Linked DNA regions of Homo sapiens: regions 1 and 2 are each linked to region 3. The links are chromatin contacts, found by Hi-C or POLR2A ChIA-PET in ENCODE. All regions are on one chromosome and are shown on one strand. Each heading gives the region's core, a stretch centred on a gene start or an enhancer-like site at or near the end of the contact. The rest is flanking DNA. Distances are from core to core; before and after follow the strand shown. Region 1 overlaps MIR3681HG (MIR3681 host gene). Region 2 overlaps MIR3681HG (MIR3681 host gene). Region 3 has its middle 100 kb from the start of TRIB2.

Region 1 (4,506 bases), core at 1,029-3,528, 78 kb before region 3:
AAATATCTTCCATAAAAGCCTATTGGCAGATGACCCTCAACTTCACTGAGACTCAGTTTCTCATTTGCAAAAAGGGAATGGTAACAACCTGATATGTCTTTTGTGAGGCGTAAGTCGGTGATACAATGTCTGAGTCGTATGGCACTTTAGATGATAAAATACGGAAAACAGTACTTTTCTGCTAGATGCTGGTGAATTTTCTTTTAATAAGACATCCGTGAGAAGGAGAAAACCTCCAAAGCTCATGATGGTTTGGCTACCTACTCAGAGAAACTTGGACATAATCAGTATGAGGAACTAATGAGAACAGGAAAGGCTTACTGTGCTTATATCACGTAACATCTACGTGTCATCAAATCCATTGACAGGGCTTTTTCAGCATAAACTTTGTCAGTCTCTTAATCTTGGCTCTTCTACATCAATTTAATAGGGTTGTCTTAAAAACAAACAAATGACAACAACGAAAAAGCCACAACAGATGGTTTATGAAATTGCAGAAGGCTGGAGCAGAAAGAGAGCCATAGAAACAATCTGACCACATTCATCCATTGTAAATGTCACCTATAGCTTCCCTGTCAGGATTACCAAGGATCTCTGTTGATTACTTCCAGTGATAAGAAGTCACTTATGAGACAGGTCATTTTATTTTAATTATCAGTTAAATAATCATTCAACTGAAATCTCCTTAATTTTCCACTCTATGGAGCTACCTAGAAAGCATCAAATTTTACTTTCTCTTGGCAGTTCCCTTATACTTGAAAACGGAATTAGGGTCCCCATTCAGTTTTCTTTCTTCAGTTAAATGTCTCCTTTTCTTTCAGTGTTATCTCCTCATTTGAAGTAGTTTTCTGGTTTTATAATACTTAACATACTAGTTGCTCTTCTCTGGATAAATTCCAAATTGTCAATTTCACTTTTAAACTTTTATGCTCAGAACTGAGTAGGATATAGCTGCTGTACTCGATGCAGAAAACTCATGCAAAAAGTAGCAGTTTTTCTCCAGTGGTTATGCTCAACTGTTTTAATATACTGCTTTGTCACACAGTCATGCCTGGGGCAGTTCAAGATCCTTCAGATCAAGACCTGGGCTCTTCTAGGAAGTAAAATACAAAGGTTTTACTGCAGAGGATACCTCTGACAGAAGTCTGTCTTTCTCTCCCTCCTTTGTATTTTAAGTTGCATTTTGTAGATAACTAAGTCAAAGCACTATTCAGCCCCTGAATAATAGAAGCAAGCCCTCTAAATAATAGAATGCATTAAATAAGAATTCCAAACATTTTATACATATGACACTTGGAAAGAGTTTTCCTGAAAGTAGCCTGAACTGTTAAAAACCTTGGTTCTAGCCATAATATTGATGATCTGTTTGAACTCCTGAGTCATACAATCTCTCATGTAGGTTAGGCTGCTAATATAATACCTTATGGCATCTAACAATGACAAAAATCATTTTGCAGTTGAGTCAAGCTTAACCATACCATGGGCAGGTAAGTTTTTATTTAAAAAAAATTTCCTACTTGAGTGCCCATCAATTCCTCTCTGCCTGGGTTATATTTGTCTCTTTATATTTTTCAATATAGTTCCCAAGAGAAAATTGATCTTATTTCCAGTTCCTAATGAAAATATGAGATTTTAAAAAACTGTAATGAAAGGTTTCAATTTATAGAGGGTGTGTTCTCTTCCTCAATCTGGAATATCTGCAATACCTTCCCTCAAGTGAAATGTTCAGCTTATTTAGAGGATATCAGGATGGTTTGCTATTTCCTGTGCCTCATGACTGCATACGTATTTGCCATCTGATATTTAATAAAGCCATTCAAGGACCATGACATTTCGTTGGATGGCACAGTAAGGAAAGAAGTCTGATGAGACCCAAACATGCGTGGCAGGAATTGGAGGAAGGTACAAGGAAAGTATCTTTGCTTTTGCATTTGGGAGATTCAAAGAAGCAGGTTTTTTGTTTGTTTCTTAGAAAACAACAAAGTTGTCTCTCCCCCCTACTACACAGAACCACTTTCAGAGAAGACTTTCAAAAGCTTCGACAACAACAAAAAACTAAACTAAAACTAAACAAAGGCTCCCCGGCTACTAGAACAGGGTTTGCTTCATCTTCAAGCTGTTCTTTCACAGCCATGTCCTAGTTATGACAGTGTGGGAAGTCGGAATGACAACCACCAAACCAAACTGGTCTCTGTCTTCACCTTCTCACAGAAAAAAAAAAAAAAAGCCCCATCTTGGAATGTGCTCTGAAGATTTTCTCGTCTCACTGTAGCTAGGAAAGAATTCACCCCAGAGGCTAGAGCAACATGCTTGGCTAAGCTTCCCACAAAACCAAGGACTACTTGCCTTAAAGGTTTTCCTTTCATTGGAATCGCTTATGCATATGTCATCACTGACTCATATCTCATAAACATGATTTACAAAAAAAGCTTGTCAGCTGGGTTTTATTAAATAGTAAATTAAAAAAAAAAACCTGCATCCAGAATATCCAACAAGCTCAACACCCACAAATTCACTGGCTCATCTTCCAGCATCATGTGGTGGTTGATAAGTCTGAAGAACACACACACACCTCATCAGCTCCCATCAAACTCTCTCTGCACCCACGGGAAAAGCTCCACATTCATAGAATTCCTCCCACACATGCCTGCACCCCATCAGCACAAGCAAAGATGAGGATTTACTCTGTGAGTCCAAAGAAAATAAATTGCTCCATTTATACATGACACATGAAAGAAAAAGTCATGCTTATGTCAAGCTAGAAATACACTTTTTAAAAGACAAAATTGTTACTTAAAAAAGGAAAAGTGCTTTGGCTCTGGAATGCCTGGTGGGTGCAATAATTCAATTAAAATTCATTGTTCTGACTCTGGCAAGTATTCATTTGTTCACCAATATTTTAGAGAGATCTATTCTCATTGGTTCTTCGAGTTCATGGAAAGCTTCATGTCATCTTATTGGATTGTCTTGTATTTTAAATGATTACTATATAGGCATCCTGGGAAGATGGAAAGACATTAAAAACCCTAAATCCTAGGCACATCTTCTATCTACTTTACAAAATAGTGTGTATGAAATAATTCAACAGAAGCCAAGGGTATGGAATCCTTAGTAAAACCTGAAATAAGTGAACAAAATTATGCCTTTCAGATTCTGGAAGGCATTTATATACCTTTCCACACCAGTAGTCTGGATTTAAACTGTGATGATAGGAGATCTAGGATTTATAATGAGACCAGTTTAAGTTATTGTGCTCATGATGTATTTTATTAGAGTAGCACTACTGATGACAAACATCTTTTAAAAATGGATAAAGGCAGCAACATGACAGAAGTTTGTTTTCAGCTCATATAAGCCTTAAGAATTGTTTTCTTCATTAGTGCATGACTTTCCTTCCAGTTGTGATTCTGGGACCTAGTCTTCTGTCATACTGTGGCTCTGATATCTTCAATATATGTTTTCCAAAACAAATTATCCAAGGCATCTGGGTGAATCTGAAACTAAAGGAAAGAGCATAGGAAATGACATGTAATCGACTATTGTGGACCACCATGGAAGTAGCACTTGCCACTTCTGTACACATCTCATTGGCCGGGACTCAGTCATGTAACCTCACCTAACTTCAGGGAACATTGAAAATGTCTCCTAGTTGTGTGCTCAGGAGAAAAAGAGAGTGGGTTTGGTAAATAGCAGGCCAATTTTTGCTACTCAAGGAAAAGAAGAAATTCCCATTCTACCATCTTTCCTCTTGTGTGAGAAGGCATGACAAGGACCACAGCTCATCCGCATTGAGTATGTAGCAGACATTTAGGGGAAACTTTCGTCAGTGATTCCAGAGACTGTTTTATTTCAGTTCCTCTCCAGAGAGTTCTCTTAACATGCAGTAAATATCAAAAATGGAGCTTCTGATAATTGTACCATGGGCCAGGGCCTTGGTATTCTGAATAATAATTACTAAGGCATTCTGTTCAATTGGGTTTTAAAGATCAATTGTATCTGAGTTGCCACATCATGGAAGGTCTTTCGATGATTTTTTTCACTGTGAAATCTATGTGCATTTGATCATGTAGACGTCCATTCTTTTGTTTTTCCATTCCTTTCAAAAACTAAATTGAGACAGCTTACAAAATAAAATTCAACAAGTAAATGGTAGACCCAACACCTTGAAAAGGGAATATTATTGGTAGTAAAATTAAATGAAGCTGGGGGTGAGGGTATTACATTTAATGTATATATGCGTCTCTTTAAAAGAGAGGGATAAAGTTGAGGGTTGTAAATAAGCTCATTTAATAGTGGCCAAAGTAAAGAATGCGACCTCAGACATGGGGCCTGTAATTATCTTTCATGCTGCCCTGATGTGCTCTTTCCTTCCAGGGACTCCCACATTTCCCTAAATCCATTAACAACAAGAACAGAATAGAGGGGAAAATGCTTGAAAAGAATATTTAATATGAGTGATGAAATCAAGTGCTAAATTTAAAAAGAAAGGAATGGGATGGGCAATTA
Region 2 (4,213 bases), core at 324-2,823, 110 kb before region 3:
GCCCTGTGATTTTTCTCTTCTGCTAACCGTGATTATGACCATCGTTGGTGATTTCCAAGTCCTGGCAATAATTCTTACACCATGGGGGGCTGGTGTCTATCTCTGAGGACTAACCTCCTCCTAGTTATTCAGCATCCTCAGATTCCTCTAGTCTTTGCAAGGTTATCTTTGTTCAACATTTCACTGAGTACTTGCATTGTGTCAGGCAACACAGAAACTCAGGAGACCGGAGATTCAGAAATAAATAAAATGCAGGGTTGTACCAGAAATGCCCTGTTTTTCACAGCTCACACACTGTCTAGTTGAGAAGCCAGGAAGACAAGTGATTAAAAATGAGGCCGACAAGTGTTGTAACAAATGTGAGCACACAGAGTAATGGGAACAAAGGGAGAATAAAAGCAGTTGTGCCTGGGGATAGCTTCAAAGTAGAAACAATTTTTCAGATAAATTTTGAAGGATAAATAATTATTCCCAATGAGAACGCATTACAGGCAGAAGCAAAATTCTGTACCCATCACAAGGACCAGATAATAAGAACAATTTTAGCTTGGATGTTGCTTAGGAGTGTGATGATAAAGAATGGTAGAAGATAAATTTGAATTGAATTTGAAAATTTCAGAGTTTGGACACAGATTGCAAAAAATTTGAAAATCATATAAAGGATTTCAGATTCTTGCCTTGCAGCCTTCAGGAGAAGTAACTGAGCAATAGTTCAAACACTGGTTTTTCCAAACTTGCTTTTTGGTCACTGTATCCATCTGATCTTTCTTCCGTCTTTACTAAAAAAGAAAAAATGAAAATGCTGTTTTGCTAAGGAAACTAAGAACACTTACTGAACCATTCAAATTTCCTTTCTCTCCTTCATTCCCTCTCCCTCTCTTCTTCTGTTAGTCATTTTCAAAGTACTCTCTTAGTGCCGGGTCCTGAGCCTAAGTATTCAGAGATATGTGTAAAATCACTACCTTCAGAAAGTTCACAATCTAATAAGAGAGGCAGATAAATAGACAACTGCAGCCCAGCACATGCTGGTAGAATGTTACTCACAGCTGCTGGGAGAACACTGCTTCCTGACCAGGGTCCAGGAGACCAGAGAACATGAGGAGATGATGCTTGTGTGATTTAACTTTAAAGGAGCCTTGCTTCATTAAATTTCTCAGTAGTAAGGTCTTATTTTGAAGAGGTCCTAATTACACTGCCCTACTAGAGAACAAGTCTGCAGGTTACACTAATACAAAACCTTTCAATGATCTGAGTTAATGGAGTGGCAAATGACATGGATTCGTGGCATTCTAGTATGGCAGCAAGGGTGTCCCTTTTTGGCAGGGGGTCTTTATGGCGTCTTTAAAATTGTTGGTAACTACACATTGCACTACTTTGAAGAAAGCCTGACCTTGACCGCCAGCCAAATAGATACAGAAGAATGGCCTTGGGGGAAGAGTCAATGCTTTCTGCAGGAGCTACACTGCTCAGAAGCCACAAAAGTGATGCTTCATCATCTGGCACCCTCCCACATAAACTGTGCCCCCGGGCCCACAGCCGCCTCTCAGAAGCAATGGCACTAAGCTTTTACTGTCTCCAGCGTGCACCAACCATGTCTTTGTGGTTAGCAGATGCATTGGTTTCGCAATTAAAGGCTAATGAGCCTGAAAGGAAACCATGAGTCTGACCTTAGAAGATTTCGTGTGCTCAACTTCACTGAATCATCAATGAATTTATGAGCCAGGTGAAGGATTTCCAGAGACAAGATGCGCAACCATTCCCCAAAATGTGACTTTGGGGGAAAAGGGAGAAGGGTTAGAGTAGTTAGAGTACCTGTTTTCAGATCTGGGAAGAGTCTCTCAAATTTTCAATCCCAATTTTAATCTTGTGAATCTTTCATTAATCCTATATTCCTTTTTTCACTTTTCAAGTTGTCCTCAGAGAACACAGATTTTATCTGGCCTGACCCTTCTAATTACAGCTGAAATAAAAATCCTTGTCATGAGAGTAACGGCACCTTCACCTTGAATTAAAAGATCATTCTGGATCATTGAAACGAGAAGTACTTTGCTTAACGGAGCATCAGTGGGGGCCAGTTGAGTTTCTGTGCTCATTGGTTCTGTTAGTGTGTTTAGGTTTACAGAACAATGTGAACTCCTTTCTTCATGGGTGCTCATTGTCTTAGCAGAGTGTGACTTCCCTAATCTCACTTCTGACAAAGGTGTTTATTTATCCACAGTTTTATTCCATCTAACTTTAGGAAATTACTCTTGCTAACTTGTTCATTATGCATTCCTTTGCTATTCTTTTAGTGGATACCTAGATATTATACCATGCATCTTGAGATATCGCTGTCTAACACAAATTATTACTTTTACTACTTTCATACTCCTGCTAGAGACTTAGGGCACTTTAATGTCCTTTGCACACTCTTGCCTTGAATAATAGTGACTGTTAGGCCTTTTCATTGGAATTCCCAGGACATTCAAGTTATTGCATTTTTTATAGCCAATATTAATTCCTCTACCTCCATAGTTACCCTTTCCTGTGTTCTTCATTCCCTCATACATTTTCATGTTTCCATCAATAACTATTTTCCTTCTGTAAGGTGATACACTTTTCCAGCTTTTGTTTACCAAAAACATCTTTATTTTATCTATATGCTTCAGGAATATTTTAATTGACCATTAAATTCTAGATGATGATTAATTTTCTTTGTATTTTTGTAGCTTAAAGGTGATGAGCTTCCTGAATATTCGGACTGTCTTTTATCAATTTTGGAAAATCCTTAGCCATCATCTGTTTGAATATTGCTCTAATCTGTTTCCTCTCATCCTTCTAAGACTCCAGTTACACATACGTAAACATGTCTGAGCGTGTCCTGCATATCTTTCCCTTTTTAAAAAAAATCTGTTCCTTCTTCTTTCTTTGTTTAAGTTCTGGAGTACATGTGTAGGGTGCGCAGGTTTACAGAGGTAAATTGTGCCATGGTGGTTTGCTGCACCTATCAACCAAACACCTAGGTGTTAAGCCCCGCATGCATTAGCTATTTTTCCTGACGCTCTCCCATCCCCCACCCACCCTTCCCCAACAGGCTCCAGTGTGTCTTGTTCCTCCCCTTGTGTCTATGTGTTCTCATTGTTCAGCTCCCACTTATAACTGAGAACGTGCGGCGTTTGGTTTTCTGTTTCCGTGTTGGTTTCCTGAGGATAATGGCTTCCAGCTCCAACAATGTCCCTGCAAAGGACATGATCTCCTTTCCTTTTACAGCTGCGTAGTATTCCATGCTGTATATGTACCACATTTTCTTTATCCAGTCTATCATTGATGTGCATTTGGGTTGATTCCATGTCTTTGCTATTGTGAATAGTTCTGCAATGAACATACGTGTGCACGCATCTTTATAATAGAATAATTTCTATTCCTTTGGGTATATATCCAGTAATGGGACTACTGGGTCAAATGGTATTTCTGATTCTAAATCTTTGAGGAATCGCCACACTGTCTTCCATAATGGTTGAACTAATTTACGTTTCCACCAACAGTGTAAAAGCATTCCTATTTCTCCTCAACCTCTCAACTCTTGTTTCTTGACTTTTTAATAACCGCCATTCTGACTGGTATGAGATGGTATCTCATTGTGGTTTTGATCTGCAGTCCTCTAATGATCAGTGATGTTGAGTTTATTTTCATATGTTTGTTGGCCACATGTATGTCTTCTTTTGAGAAGTGTCTGTTCATGTCCTTTGCCCACTTTTCAATTTTTTTTTTCTGTAAATTTGCTTAAGCTCCTTGTGGATTCTGGATATTACACCTTTGTCATATGGATAGATTGCAAAAATTCCCTCCCATTCTATAGGTTGTCTGTTCACTTTGATGATGGTTTCTCTTGCTGCGCAGAAGCTCTTTAGTTTAATTAGATCTGATTTGTCAATTTTTGATTTTTTTTTTGCAATTGTTTTTGGCAATTTCATCATAAAATCTTTGCCCATGCCTATGTCCTGAAAGGTATTGTCTAGATTTTCTTCTAGGGTTTTTATAGTTTTGGGTTTTACATTCAAGTCTTTAATCCATCCAAAGTTAATATTTGTACACGGTGTAAAGAAGGGGTCCCACTTCAATTTTCTGCATATGGCTAGCTAGTTCTCCCAGCACCATTTGTTATATAGGGAATCCTTTCCCTGTTGCTTGTTTTTGTCAGGTTTGTCAAAGGTCAGATGGTTGTAGGTGTGTG
Region 3 (4,073 bases), core at 1,428-3,927:
TTTCCACCATAAATTCTATACTCAGCAAAAATATCTTTCAAAAGACAAAAAGGAAACAAAATGCTTTCAGAAATAAATGAGTAGAAAGCCTCATCACCAGCAGACACATACACTAAAAATGTTAAAAGGAGTCTTTTGGACAGAAGGAAAATAATGTCACATGCAAATATAAGTCTAGACAGAGGAATCAGTGGCCTAAAAATGACTACTACATGGGGAAGTATAAACTTTTTAGCATTTAAATCTCTTTACAAGATAATTGATTGTTAATAAAAATAATAGTATACATAATAACATGCGTAAGTAAAATATATAAAGTCTCAGACAGGAGAAATGAAAACATTTTGTTAAGGTTCTTATACCACATGTGAAGTAGTAAATATTATCTTTAGGTCAAATGTGATAAGTTAAATCTTAAAGCAGCCACTAAAATAACAAAACAATGAGTTATAGCTAAGCAGGCAGAAGAGATAAAATTGAATCCCCAAAAATGCACAATTAATCCAAACTAAAAGCAGAGAAAGAAGAAAATGGGAACAAAAAAACAGAATTTTTTTTAAATAGCAAGATGCTAGACTTGAACCTAACTATAGAAATAAGTGCCTTAAATTTAAATAGTTTAGAAAACTGCACTGAAAGACAGAAATTGTCATATTTTATGAAAAAAACATAGTAAGATATATGCTGCCTTTAAGAAAATACAGTTTAAATGTAAAAACATAAATAAGTTAAATGTGAAAGGATAGAAGAAGATATATCATGTTAACACTCCTCAAAATAAAGCTGTTTTGGCTATGTTAATACCAAAGTAGATTTTAGAGAAAATGATATTGCTAGAAATGACAAAAATAGTTTCATAATGATAATTATAAAATATATGAAAGTCCTCTATACTGAAAATTAAAACATTGCACAGATAAAGAGGATCTAAATAAGTAGAGAGATACACCTTGTTCATAGGTCAGAAGACTCAATATTATTAAAACATAAATTTGTTCCCAAATTACCCTGTAGATTCAAAGCAATCCAATCAAAACCCCCAAAAATATTTTAGTAGTAATCAACATATTGATTTCAAAATTCATATAAAACTGCAAAGGACCAATAATTGCCAAAACAAATTTTAAAAGCAGAATAAATTTGAAAGACTACCACTCCCTGAATTTAATACTTATTATAAAAATGCAGTTATCCAGACAGTGTGGTATTAGTGCAAATATACAGAAAGACAGATCAATAGAACAGAATAGGGACTTCAGAAATTGACCCCTATATATTTGGATAATGGATTTTCAGCATGCAAGAGCAGTTCAGTAGAGAAAGAATAGTCTTTTTAAGAAATGACACTGTAATGATTTGATATCCATATGCAAAAATAAAATAAAATAAACTTAGATCTACATATTTCACCATATGTAGAAATAACTCAAGATAAAGTATAGACCTTGATGTATTATAAAAGTGAAAACTATCAAAATTCTAGAAGAAATTCTCTGTCAGGTCAGGTCAGGAAAATACATGATACTAAAACTAGGATCTATAAAAGAATAAATTGATTACTTGAACTTCACCAAAGTTAAAAATTGCTGCTCTTTGAAAGACGTTAAGAAAATTAAAAAAGAAACACAAAGATGAGAAAAAATATTTACAAAGCATATATCTGACAAAGGGCTTGTATCAGAATACATAACTTTTAAAATACAATAAGAAAACTTAAAAAAAGGCCAAATATTTGAATAGACACTTCAATAAAGAAGATATAAGCACACAAAAAATAACCACATGAAAATAAGCTCTGTCTTATTAATCATTAAGGAAATGAATATTAAAACCACATTGAGATACCACTACATGACTGTGGGAAGTGCTAAATTAAAAAGTATGACCATATCGAGAGTTGGAGAAGATATAGCACTCTCATATACTGCTGGTGTAATGTAAATGTTAAAGCCACTTTAAAAAACGGTTTGATAAGTTCTTAAAAAGCTAAATATACATGTACATTAAACACATTCTGCTCTTAATAATTCACCCAAAAGAAAAAGAGGTATATATTCATACAAAGCCATGTTCAAAATTTTCATAGCTGCATCGTTTGTAATAGACCAAATCTGGAAATAACCCAAATGTCAATAGACAATAGATGAATAGATAAACAAATTGTGGTAGATTTATAAAACGGAATATAAAGAACCAAATATTGCTACATTTGCTAAATGTAACTAATATTGTTAAAAATAATTATGCTAAGTTAAAGAAGGCAGATGAAAGAAGAGCTCATACTGTATGATTTCATTTAGATAACACTCCAGGAAATGTGAACTCGTGTAGGGAGAGAACACACATCATCATTGTCTGGAATACAAAGAGAATCAGGAAGGAAGGATTACAGGGGGACACTAGGAAACTTTTGAAGGGTGATGGATGTATTCATTATCTTGATTGTGTTGATGGTTTTATGGATATATGCATATGTCAGAACTTATCAAATTCTGTTGTAAATATGTTTAGCTTACTGTAAATAAAAATAAGTAGTATGGGCTTGAAGAACCAATCTACTTAAAAATGCAATCAGCCTTTTAAACATCACATTTCCAAAGGGCTATAAAACAATTTTCTGATGAAATATTGATTAAATTGTCCAAAATAAGACACAGGATATGCATGTTAAACAGCTATGCTTGTTGTTCTGGTTGGCATAACAGCTAGACAGCCTGAAGGAAAAACAATGACAGCTTAGCTGAAGAGAACTCAGTGGACCGAAAAGTCCCTCCCTACCTAACAGTGTCCCTCATAACTGTGTTACAGTGGGAGGAAAGGCAGCTCTTTCTGGCGTCTTGGTGTATGTTTTTCAGCACTTGGAAGGCACAGCTGGCTACCAGAAACACACAGGTGGAGCTGGCCTAAGGACAGATGGACAGAGCAGGAAGCTGTAGAAACAAAACAAAAGCGTCGTACATTCAACTATAAAGTAAGAACAGGGGAAAGGGGGTGTTAGGCTTCCTCCACCTCAGCCAGAGACCAGTGGTCGCTATGGAATGTGCCGAAGCTGTGAGGTTTGCTAATGGGGTAGACCAGGGACCTTTACCCTGAAATGCTGGCAGGCCTGGAAGCCTCACCCTGCCCTTCCCACGCTTATGGCAAAATAAAAGCAAATCCTGGTACTTGCTTCTTTCCTCATGCCTCTGCACATTCACCCTAAGGATAAGAGACAGCACAAAGCCTTGTGGAGCAGTCACCCAAGGCTAGAGCCAGACACCTGGACCTTACAGCTCTGTCATTCATTATTTCCAAACTTCCCCTTTCTGTCTGTCCTATTTTTCTCTTCTCTCTCTTCTCTCTTTCTCATTTTGCGTTTTACCCATCTTTAAATATACTTTAAGTGGTATCTGAACAAAGCAGGAAATACACACATTAAATATGTGAACATTTTTACATATTTGATGTATGTATCTTCAGCAAATATTTTCTAAGTAGCCTCTATGTTCTACAAACCGTGATGGGCACTGTGTGAGCAAGTGAAAATGTGAATAAGGCATTAACCCTGACCTTGAAAAACTCACTGTGAAAGTGAAGGGATAAATAGAAATTGATGCCTTACAAAATAATTCATATGCACTAAAGCACATATAAGTCAATGATGGTGGCAGCCCAGGGAAAGAACAGTTAGCTCTGACCCTTCAGTAGACGGGCAGGAAGATGGCATTTGAGCTGGACTTTGAGAAAGAACAGGAGTGTATCAGTCTAAAAAGAATGGGATGGCCAAAAAAAAAAAGAAAAAGAAAAAAAAAGAAAGGAGTATTTTATACAACAAGGCAAGTGCAAAAGCAATAATGGCAAATGAAAGTTTCTCTGCTCGGAAATAAGAAATCTAGAATGGCTAGAAATGGACCTGAGGATGGAATTGTAGCTGGAGCACCCCTGAAGATACCGATTAAATTCCTTAAAGAGTTCAGACTCAGACCACTAGCTCAGGGTCACTAATGTTTTCTGCAGGAAGGGGAGTTTGACTGAATTGTCACTAATCTTGACGCTAACCTTGTGATCCCATTGATACAGGGCAGGTGAACCCC

What was found. A loop is a pair of places that touch in the nucleus more often than their neighbours do. ChIA-PET counts read pairs that join two places held with the same protein, here RNA polymerase II (POLR2A). Pooled maps may share reads with other maps.
Region 1: a map of endothelial cell of umbilical vein shows a loop between it and region 3 (2.1-fold over the local background). The contact joins two enhancer-like sites. A Hi-C loop is called at or near these places in 1 of 168 maps with a recorded cell type or tissue (endothelial cell of umbilical vein). POLR2A ChIA-PET finds 5 or more read pairs at or near these places in 6 of 52 experiments (GM12878, IMR-90, OCI-LY7 and 3 more).
Region 2: a loop to region 3 is called in a pooled map, with 2.0 times the contacts of the local background. The contact joins two enhancer-like sites. A Hi-C loop is called at or near these places in 1 of 50 pooled maps. POLR2A ChIA-PET finds 5 or more read pairs at or near these places in 5 of 52 experiments (HEK293, activated B cell, activated CD4-positive, alpha-beta T cell and 2 more).

Annotation. Positions count from the first base shown.
Region 1 is chr2:12,532,478-12,536,983 of GRCh38, forward strand. All of the region lies in intron 4 of MIR3681HG (MIR3681 host gene), which reads left to right. Among named protein-coding and RNA genes, the nearest start is that of TRIB2, 180 kb to the right of the region's middle. Within about 2 kb of position 2,279, at least 7 of the 41 ENCODE cell types and tissues checked have a DNase peak (open chromatin) inside an H3K27ac peak, as active enhancers do.
Region 2 is chr2:12,505,943-12,510,155 of GRCh38, forward strand. All of the region lies in intron 4 of MIR3681HG (MIR3681 host gene), which reads left to right. Among named protein-coding and RNA genes, the nearest start is that of TRIB2, 210 kb to the right of the region's middle. RefSeq lists a silencer at 1,671-1,720. Within about 2 kb of position 1,574, at least 2 of the 41 ENCODE cell types and tissues checked have a DNase peak (open chromatin) inside an H3K27ac peak, as active enhancers do.
Region 3 is chr2:12,610,499-12,614,571 of GRCh38, forward strand. No RefSeq gene overlaps it. Among named protein-coding and RNA genes, the nearest start is that of TRIB2, 100 kb to the right of the region's middle. Within about 2 kb of position 2,678, at least 2 of the 41 ENCODE cell types and tissues checked have a DNase peak (open chromatin) inside an H3K27ac peak, as active enhancers do.